Linked DNA regions of Homo sapiens: region 1 is linked to region 2. Evidence: chromatin contacts called from ENCODE Hi-C or POLR2A ChIA-PET data. All regions are on one chromosome and are shown on one strand. Each heading gives the region's core, a stretch centred on a gene start or an enhancer-like site at or near the end of the contact. The rest is flanking DNA. Distances are from core to core; before and after follow the strand shown.

Region 1 (3,760 bases), core at 449-2,948, 290 kb before region 2:
GCTGGGCAGAGGGGTCAAGCTGAGGTGTAATAAGCAATGTAAATTAAGGACTGGATCTTTGAGTGCTCTGAATGTCAACAGAAAAGATCTATTTTATTACGTAGGGAATACATTTTCTGATTAAGAGAATACCAATTTACTACTGGACCAAAAAACACTGTGTTAGTAGTTGTGCTGTATTAATCATATATTAGGTCACAGAAGAGCAATTTACATCTCAAAATTGGTAGAGACTTTGAAGTTCTTCTACTCCAAAAATAAGCAGTCTTTGCTTGCTTTAGATGGAATAGAGAAATTAGCAAATCAAAGGACTTTAAAAAGGATGAAAGGTATAAAAATAAGGGGGACAGACGCAACAAGAAGGAAAACATAGTATCTATCACTAGAAAGACTCTTGTCTAATTCCTTTTATGGAGCTAGTTGTTAAGTGTGAAAAAAGAAAAAAGGAGTAAATTCCAGCCCTGGGCATCATAAGAGATGTTCCCTCAGCAGCATTTGTACATACGCACATTTGGTTCCTACTTCTGCATATCGACACACCTCTTTAAAGGAAAACAAAATGCCCAAATTACCATTTTTAACTAGTAAGCTCTCTTTCAGTTGAGTTACCCTGTTGCCAAAAACACTCTCTTGCTCTTTTTGGAATTTCAATGTTTTCTTTTTGAGCCCTTTTTACTGGTAGAAGAGATAAGATTTCACAAGCTAATTGGATACGTGCAGCATAACTGTTAAAAGCCTCCCTGTTGAAATCCGTGGAGCTGAAAATACTTTCTTTTTAGCTCTTCTGACAACATGGAAAAAAAAGAGTCTTAGTTTCTAAATGAAACTGCTCAAAGAGAGGAAAAACCTAGTAAAACAAATGGGTAATCCCTCACTGGTTTTCTTAAATGATAAATTAATGAATTTAAAATTCCCCATCCAATTGCTATGATGTGAGTTATTTAATGGTGCAATGGCTCAGAACCCAAGACACCTGGATTACAACACTTGGTTTAGTCATTAATTTTTGCAGGGGGTCGGAGGGGTCGGAAGGGTAGACTTAGACATGTGTTTTTACCTCTCTAAACAACAAGGCTTAGAAAAATGAGGTAAAATTACTTTCTATTTTCTGTTAAAATAATGAGAGACTTGATTCAGAACATGAAAAAAATGAAGAAATTTTGAAGAAAGCTTTCATGTACATGCTGGAGAAATGATTTTTTATAATCTTGTCTAAATAAGTAAGGATATATATGGATGTATAACACAAATACACACAAACATTTAAATAGTGTGTCTTAGTTCTATGAATTTGAAGGCCAAGAAGGACCTCCAGTTTGTTTAAACAGATTGCCATGTTAACTTAACAGAGAGATAGAATCTGGAGATAACTGTATTTACAGATAGGTATGTTATCAGGTCTACTAATTTATAGAAAAGAGTAAATAAGTAGAAGCTTGAAAGGTTATAGAGAAGTTATCTCCATAAAGTATGGGCTGATCAGACGCTTCCAAAGTTTTAAAGCTTGTCTTGACAGGAACATTGTTTTCTTGGAGACCAAACTCATTGATTATAGAATGCTCTTTAAAATCTAAGTGGATTTAAGAAGGAACTGGTGGCTTTTTAATATCCACTTATAAGTGGTTGCAAACACAGATGAACTCCATGTTCTACTAGGAAAAACTGAAAGACAAAGAATTTCCAAAAGCACTGCCAGGTTTCCAGTTGGTTGGTGTCAGGGTGACATTGCACTTCCTTCAGCAGCAGTGATTGAGGAATCATACCAGAGAAATTATACCAGAGAAATAAAATGAGAAAAAAATGAGAGACTTCAAAGAGATGACCAAAAATAAAAAAATTACCTCATGCAAACGCAAACTCTAAAAAGTAGAACCAAATAATATAAAACTATCTTTTCCCTTAAATATAAATGATGCCATCTGCCAAGATATAGAACTTGAGTGATAGAGTCGTTTTTAAACAAAGACCTGGAAACAATTTTTTTTATTTAGTCTCTTTTACACAGCAATTTTTTTTTTCGTATAGTGATGGAGAGGAAAAAAAAGATTTAGTACAAAGCTATGCAGCTTGGAAATAAGATTACTTGGGGATAAGTTTATTCTATTGAAGGGAAACTAGTAAGAATATGCATATAGTGGATGAGACTAGGTACTTAAGAGAGATACTAAGGAATATCCCCCAAAAATGATGTTTCTCAAACTTGATTGTACATTTGAATCCCCTAGGAATCTGGTTAAAATGCAGATTCTAATTTACCAGCTCTGGGATTGGGCTGAGATTCTGCATTTCTACAAAAGCTCCTCAGTGATCCTGATGTTCAGCATCCTTTCACCACATGTTGTTAGAAATAAACAGAAACAATTAAAATTATTAGAATATTCAGCCCCCCAAAATTAACCAATTTATTGGGGCTGAATGGCAGGACTGCTCCACTGTAGAGACAGATGTATCAAGCACCCAGAGTTGGAAGCCACAAACTTTAAGATTATTAAGTTGATTTCCTCTTATCTCATGACATTATACTAACTGCCTTCTGATTATAATTTGATTCCTTGTGCAGGATTTCCTCTAGAGCAAATTGTGCTGGTTAGTCAACCCAGCTCCTACAGGAGGATGACAGTATGGAAAGAGATTGGGCTTTGAATCAGACAGAATAGGATCTGTTAGATATGTTGTTAATGATGATGAGTGGTGAAAACAAGACGAAGAAGATGATGATGATAGTGACAACAGGCATTTTACTGTGTGCCTACCATGTGCCAGATACTGTGCTTTGTGATTTACACATATTAGATCAATTTTATGACTTAATTCTGTCACCCGACAGATAAGAAAACCCAAAGTTATAGAGCTAGTAATGGTCTGTAGAGACTTAAATTCATCACTGTCCAGCTCCAAATTGATTTTCTGTGCTAATATATACATCCCAGCAGGAAAAGAACCTTTCATTATAACTGTTACTAAAGTAGGCACTCAGTAAATGGTAATTATTTGTTCTACTTATTATATAGAGTTTACGTGGTTATATTTGAATCCCTTGTGCATTTGGTTCACATGAGTCAGACTTCATAGCCTTATCAACTTGGATAATACTGACTTCTTGAATCTGTAAAGCTGAGAACTAAACTCCTAATCGTGATAAAGCCACTCCAGGGAGTCTATCTGAGCAATTATTTTACAAATTCAACCCAGATAAATGAAACATTTCTCAGATATTTACACCAAAGAATTATTATTTTTTTCTATCTATAGGTTTTTCCTGAAATTTTTTTATATAAATCCATCCATTTGAGCTTGGCTAGGTATTTTCCTTATAAAGGGAATTTAGGTTTTTCCCTCTTATTTTTAATATAACAATTTCTAAAGTAATTGTTGGAGTCCTATCTCCAATTTACACAGCCAGCTTGAAAGTGGATGTGATGAAAAGCATGTATTGCCAATGGCATTAAACATATGGATCTTAGTGGATGTTGGAAACGGTCAAGCACATACCACAACTTGGCAAAGATCTCATTTCATGAAGGTTATTGTCAATAGCCTTTTGTGATGTCATATCTCTGAAGGATATTGTGTGCCCAAACCAGATATTTGTATATAAAAGACAAGTAGTGATCAAATGGCTCCTCCCATTTGCCTGACTGCTGAAGAGCCCATCCTAAGACAGCAGACAGGCTAAATGAATGGTCACTTACAAAAAGCTAACCATAGAGTGGATAGAGTGAAGATCCAGTTTCAAGTAAATGGACTAAAATATAGAGAA
Region 2 (3,642 bases), core at 664-3,163:
GCATGTCAGGATTGCAAATTAATTTACCAGAGAAAGTTGAAGTTTATTCAGATCACTCAGGTTTCTAAGGCAGATCTAAGTCTGCTGAACTATTAGGGCAATTTGGTAAGGTCAGAATCTCAGAAATGTTTATCCTTATTGTCTCTTTCCAACTCCCTCGCAGAATACAAACTCCTCCCTAAACTAAGCCTGCATGAACAGCAAATGTTCCATGGGAATCAACATGTATAGGTATAACTCTAAGTTTTCAAAAGTAGTAATTGGTACATGCTGTGATTCTCCCCAAAAAACATCCAATAAATACAAATAGAGATAATCAAATATTTACTTTCTCCTTATATTAACTTGTTGTATTTATGAAGTGAAGGGTTTCGATGGACCTTGCATTATTACGTAACACGTGCCATCCAGCCAATGTGATTTCGTTAGTAGTAGAGTAAGCAGCAATATCCTTGGTTTTATCAATTACGTTATTATCTATTAATTTAAAATGCCGTTCTTTTGGGTGCTCTCCCACATTCTGTTAACCTCATGTTCCTGTCGCTTTACTCTCCATATGAACTCTGAGTTGAGTGTTGTATAACAAGTTTCATTAAATTTTTCCCATCCAAGTTATGAAGCCCACTAACATCAGAATTGCACAGTTCCCTAAAAGGCTAGAACAATGCCAGAGTGGTTGCATTAGAAGCCAAGAGTAAGGCAAACAATGGGTCCACGTTTTAAATAAGATAAGTGTGCTTATCTGTATCTGACCCTGGAAACAAGCAACCACCTCTTGGGAGATGGAGATGCTCCATTAGTAACATTATGCACGTTTCTTAAGTAAAATAAGCAATCTTCTCCCTCATATGTTATGAAAAAATATTTCTTCAAAATCAACAGACTAGTCTTCCATTTATGGATTGTAAATGTCATCCAATTCAGGAAATCAAAAATTCTTCCTTTTTCTATGCCTATTTGCTTATGTTTCACACTTTGATGATGACAAGAACGTCAGGTTTGAAGGGTACCAGCGTGAAGCGCCAGCAGGTAGAGAAATCCGGGAGAGCCACAAAAGCATAGAAAGTATGGGTGATCAGACGCATTTCATTTCAAGTCTGATGAGCCTGCATTTAGGATTTTCCAGCTGGGCTGGTTTGCCAGGGCTTTTGGGAGACGGGGGCTTTTTATTTCTTCTCTCACACTCACACACACGGTCGGACACACACCTGGGACGTGTTCAAACTCTACGTACACTAGGTGGCTTATACGAATGTATATGTATATTTAAAAATAATACCTTGACATCTGACAAAGACACGAAGGCAACGTATGTGCAGTGAGTCTGGCTCTGAGAAACGTGCACAGCCCCGCAAGAAGTGCCCGTTAAAATGAAACATTTCTGAGGATGAGGACAGACATGGCAAGCGGGAGGGGCGGGGGCCGACAGACAATACAGAGACCCGCAGCTCCCCATCGCCAGGGCGCCACATGGACCCGGCGCGTCACCCCTGCTTACTGTGGGCTCTTGGGGTAGAAGGGCAGGGTCACATGGCTGAGATCCTGGATGTCGAAGGCGGTGGGCTCGGCGGAGATCGCCTGCCGCTTGGTGCGCGGCTCGCCCTGCAAGGTGCTCGCGCTCTGCTTCTGCGCCTGCTGGGTGGCTGGTCGGATCACCGAGCGGTACTTGTCCAGCTCGTTCTGCAGCTTCTGGATCAGTTCGTCCTTCTGATCCAACTCCAGCTCCAGCTCGTCGATGAGAGCATCCCGCTGCCTCAGCTCCTCGATCTTCTCCTGGAGCGCGTACTGTAAATCCCGCAAGGTGCCCATGCTCCTCCGGGCTGCCGGGGGCTCCTTCCTGCCGCTGCTCCGCGTCTTGAGGCTTCCTCCCCTCTCCGATCAACTTTCCCCAAAGTCGCCGCTGCCTCCCGAGTGCCAAAGCTTCCTACTTGAGACCAAAGCCAGCCCTGGCTTCTGAGCATGCCCAGTCCGCCGGCTCCAGCCACCCAGAGTTTCAGTGCAGATTCCACTTCTCTGGGCTGGCTGTGAGGCTCAGAGCGGGGAGAGCAAACCAGCAGGTCCAACCCGGGATTAAACCTGAGACGCGGTGGGCGCCGCGGCGCGGGGGAGAAGAGTCGGAGGCGCGGTGGCGGGGGAGCGGGAGGAGGGGACGTGAATGGGGGCTCCGAGGCAGCGGCTGGGCTCTCAGAGTCCCTCGCGCCGGGCGCCCAAGGAAGCTTGCGGGGCGTGCGGGGAGCCTGATAAGCCTCCGAGGCGCGCCGGGGGTGTGCGGGTGGAGCGAGGCGGGAGCGCTACTTCGGGGGTGGGGAGGTGGGAGGGAGGGGACAGGGAGGACCCCGGGCAAACTCGGGAGGCCTCAGCTGACTCCAGAGCAGACCAGCCTGGAGAATGTTGAGCTACGATCCTAGCGACGTACGAGGCATAGGGGACTCTGCATCATCAAAGCTCTGAGTTCTGGAGGTATTTTGACGGCCGGCCTCACTAAGGAAAGCTCCCGAGCGGTGTGGCCGAGCTGTCGCTTCTCCCACGCCACCTTTCCCACCCAGAGCGCCTCACACAGGTGGCTAACGCTTGCGAAGAAACTTGCCTCTCAGGAGATGCGAGCGAGTCGGCGCCCGCGAGGAATTCCCCCTTTCAGCCTACTACCTTTGGGAAAGGGTTGTGGGGTAGGGGGTGGGGTTTCCGATTTTAGCACCCGAGGCGTTGCTACTCTTCGCCTGCTCCAGATAGTTACTTTCCTTTCTGCCCCTTCCAAACTCTCATCGGGGAACTGTTTTAGGGCAAAGGCCAAAAACGGATTTGGGCCCTAGCAGGTCACTCAGCTTCCCCATGAGCCCTCCGCCTTGAGCTGGTGCCTGGGAATAGTTCTCGGATGGGCCTTGCTTCTTCCATTTGCTGAATTTGGCGGGGAGAGGGTGGGGGTTAAAAATCATTCCCGAGCTCCAAAAATTTCATCTTGAAACTGAATCATACCTTTAAAAATATTACTTTCCTCACAACCAAGCTGTTAGGAATGTATCTTTCCACTTGAATGGCCAGGAAGACATCCTGACACAAACTTTGAAGAAGAGGGAAAATCGTGAAGGAGCGAGGGAGACCACGCAGGCTGCAGTGAATTGTACACTATACTGCAGTCACCCCCACCTCTACCCACTCCCACCCTCATCCCTGCCCACTCAATATTCCCCAAAATGATCACAATTAGGTAACTTCCTTTCTATCCAAGTGTTACACTCCCATCATGGGAACACATGTTTAGAATCCCCAAATATCTGCCTAATACGTACCTAAATCCCTAATATTTGCTTAAGACATTACGAACTCATCCAATTTTATAGCATCTTTATTGGCAGATTTTTGATTACTATTCTTGGGCACTCAATATTATAATCCTCAATGCTCTATTTGGTTATTCCTTAACACTAAAACAAAGTGGACAGAAAATAAAATTGAATTGCAATGCAATTCTAAACTTAGCAAAGAATAGTATCAAAATAACTTGCACACTGTTGCTTTTGAATACACAACTTTTTGTATTTAAGCTAGAGACAGAGGAAGGGAGGAAAGGAGGGAGGGAGGTCAAGGTATCTTAACAAGCTTGTTCATTTAAAGTGTCCTTGTTTTTAATTAGAGGACTAAATG

Evidence for each region. Hi-C counts contacts between places; a loop is a spot of excess contacts on that map. ChIA-PET counts read pairs that join two places held with the same protein, here RNA polymerase II (POLR2A). Pooled maps may share reads with other maps.
Region 1: a loop to region 2 is called in a map with no recorded cell type, with 2.1 times the contacts of the local background. The contact joins the enhancer-like site here to the promoter of PRKG1 in region 2. A Hi-C loop is called at or near these places in 2 of 168 maps with a recorded cell type or tissue (heart left ventricle and mesothelial cell of epicardium), 1 of 37 single-sample maps with no recorded cell type and 6 of 50 pooled maps. POLR2A ChIA-PET finds 5 or more read pairs at or near these places in 1 of 52 experiments (WTC11).

What each region holds. Positions count from the first base shown.
Region 1 is chr10:51,364,174-51,367,933 of GRCh38, reverse strand. All of the region lies in intron 2 of PRKG1 (protein kinase cGMP-dependent 1), which reads right to left. Among named protein-coding and RNA genes, the nearest start is that of MIR605, 66 kb to the right of the region's middle. Within about 2 kb of position 1,698, at least 3 of the 41 ENCODE cell types and tissues checked have a DNase peak (open chromatin) inside an H3K27ac peak, as active enhancers do.
Region 2 is chr10:51,072,758-51,076,399 of GRCh38, reverse strand. It overlaps PRKG1 (protein kinase cGMP-dependent 1), which reads right to left and starts at 1,913. Exons shown (of 18, transcript NM_006258.4): 1 at 1,499-1,913. The coding sequence starts at 1,809.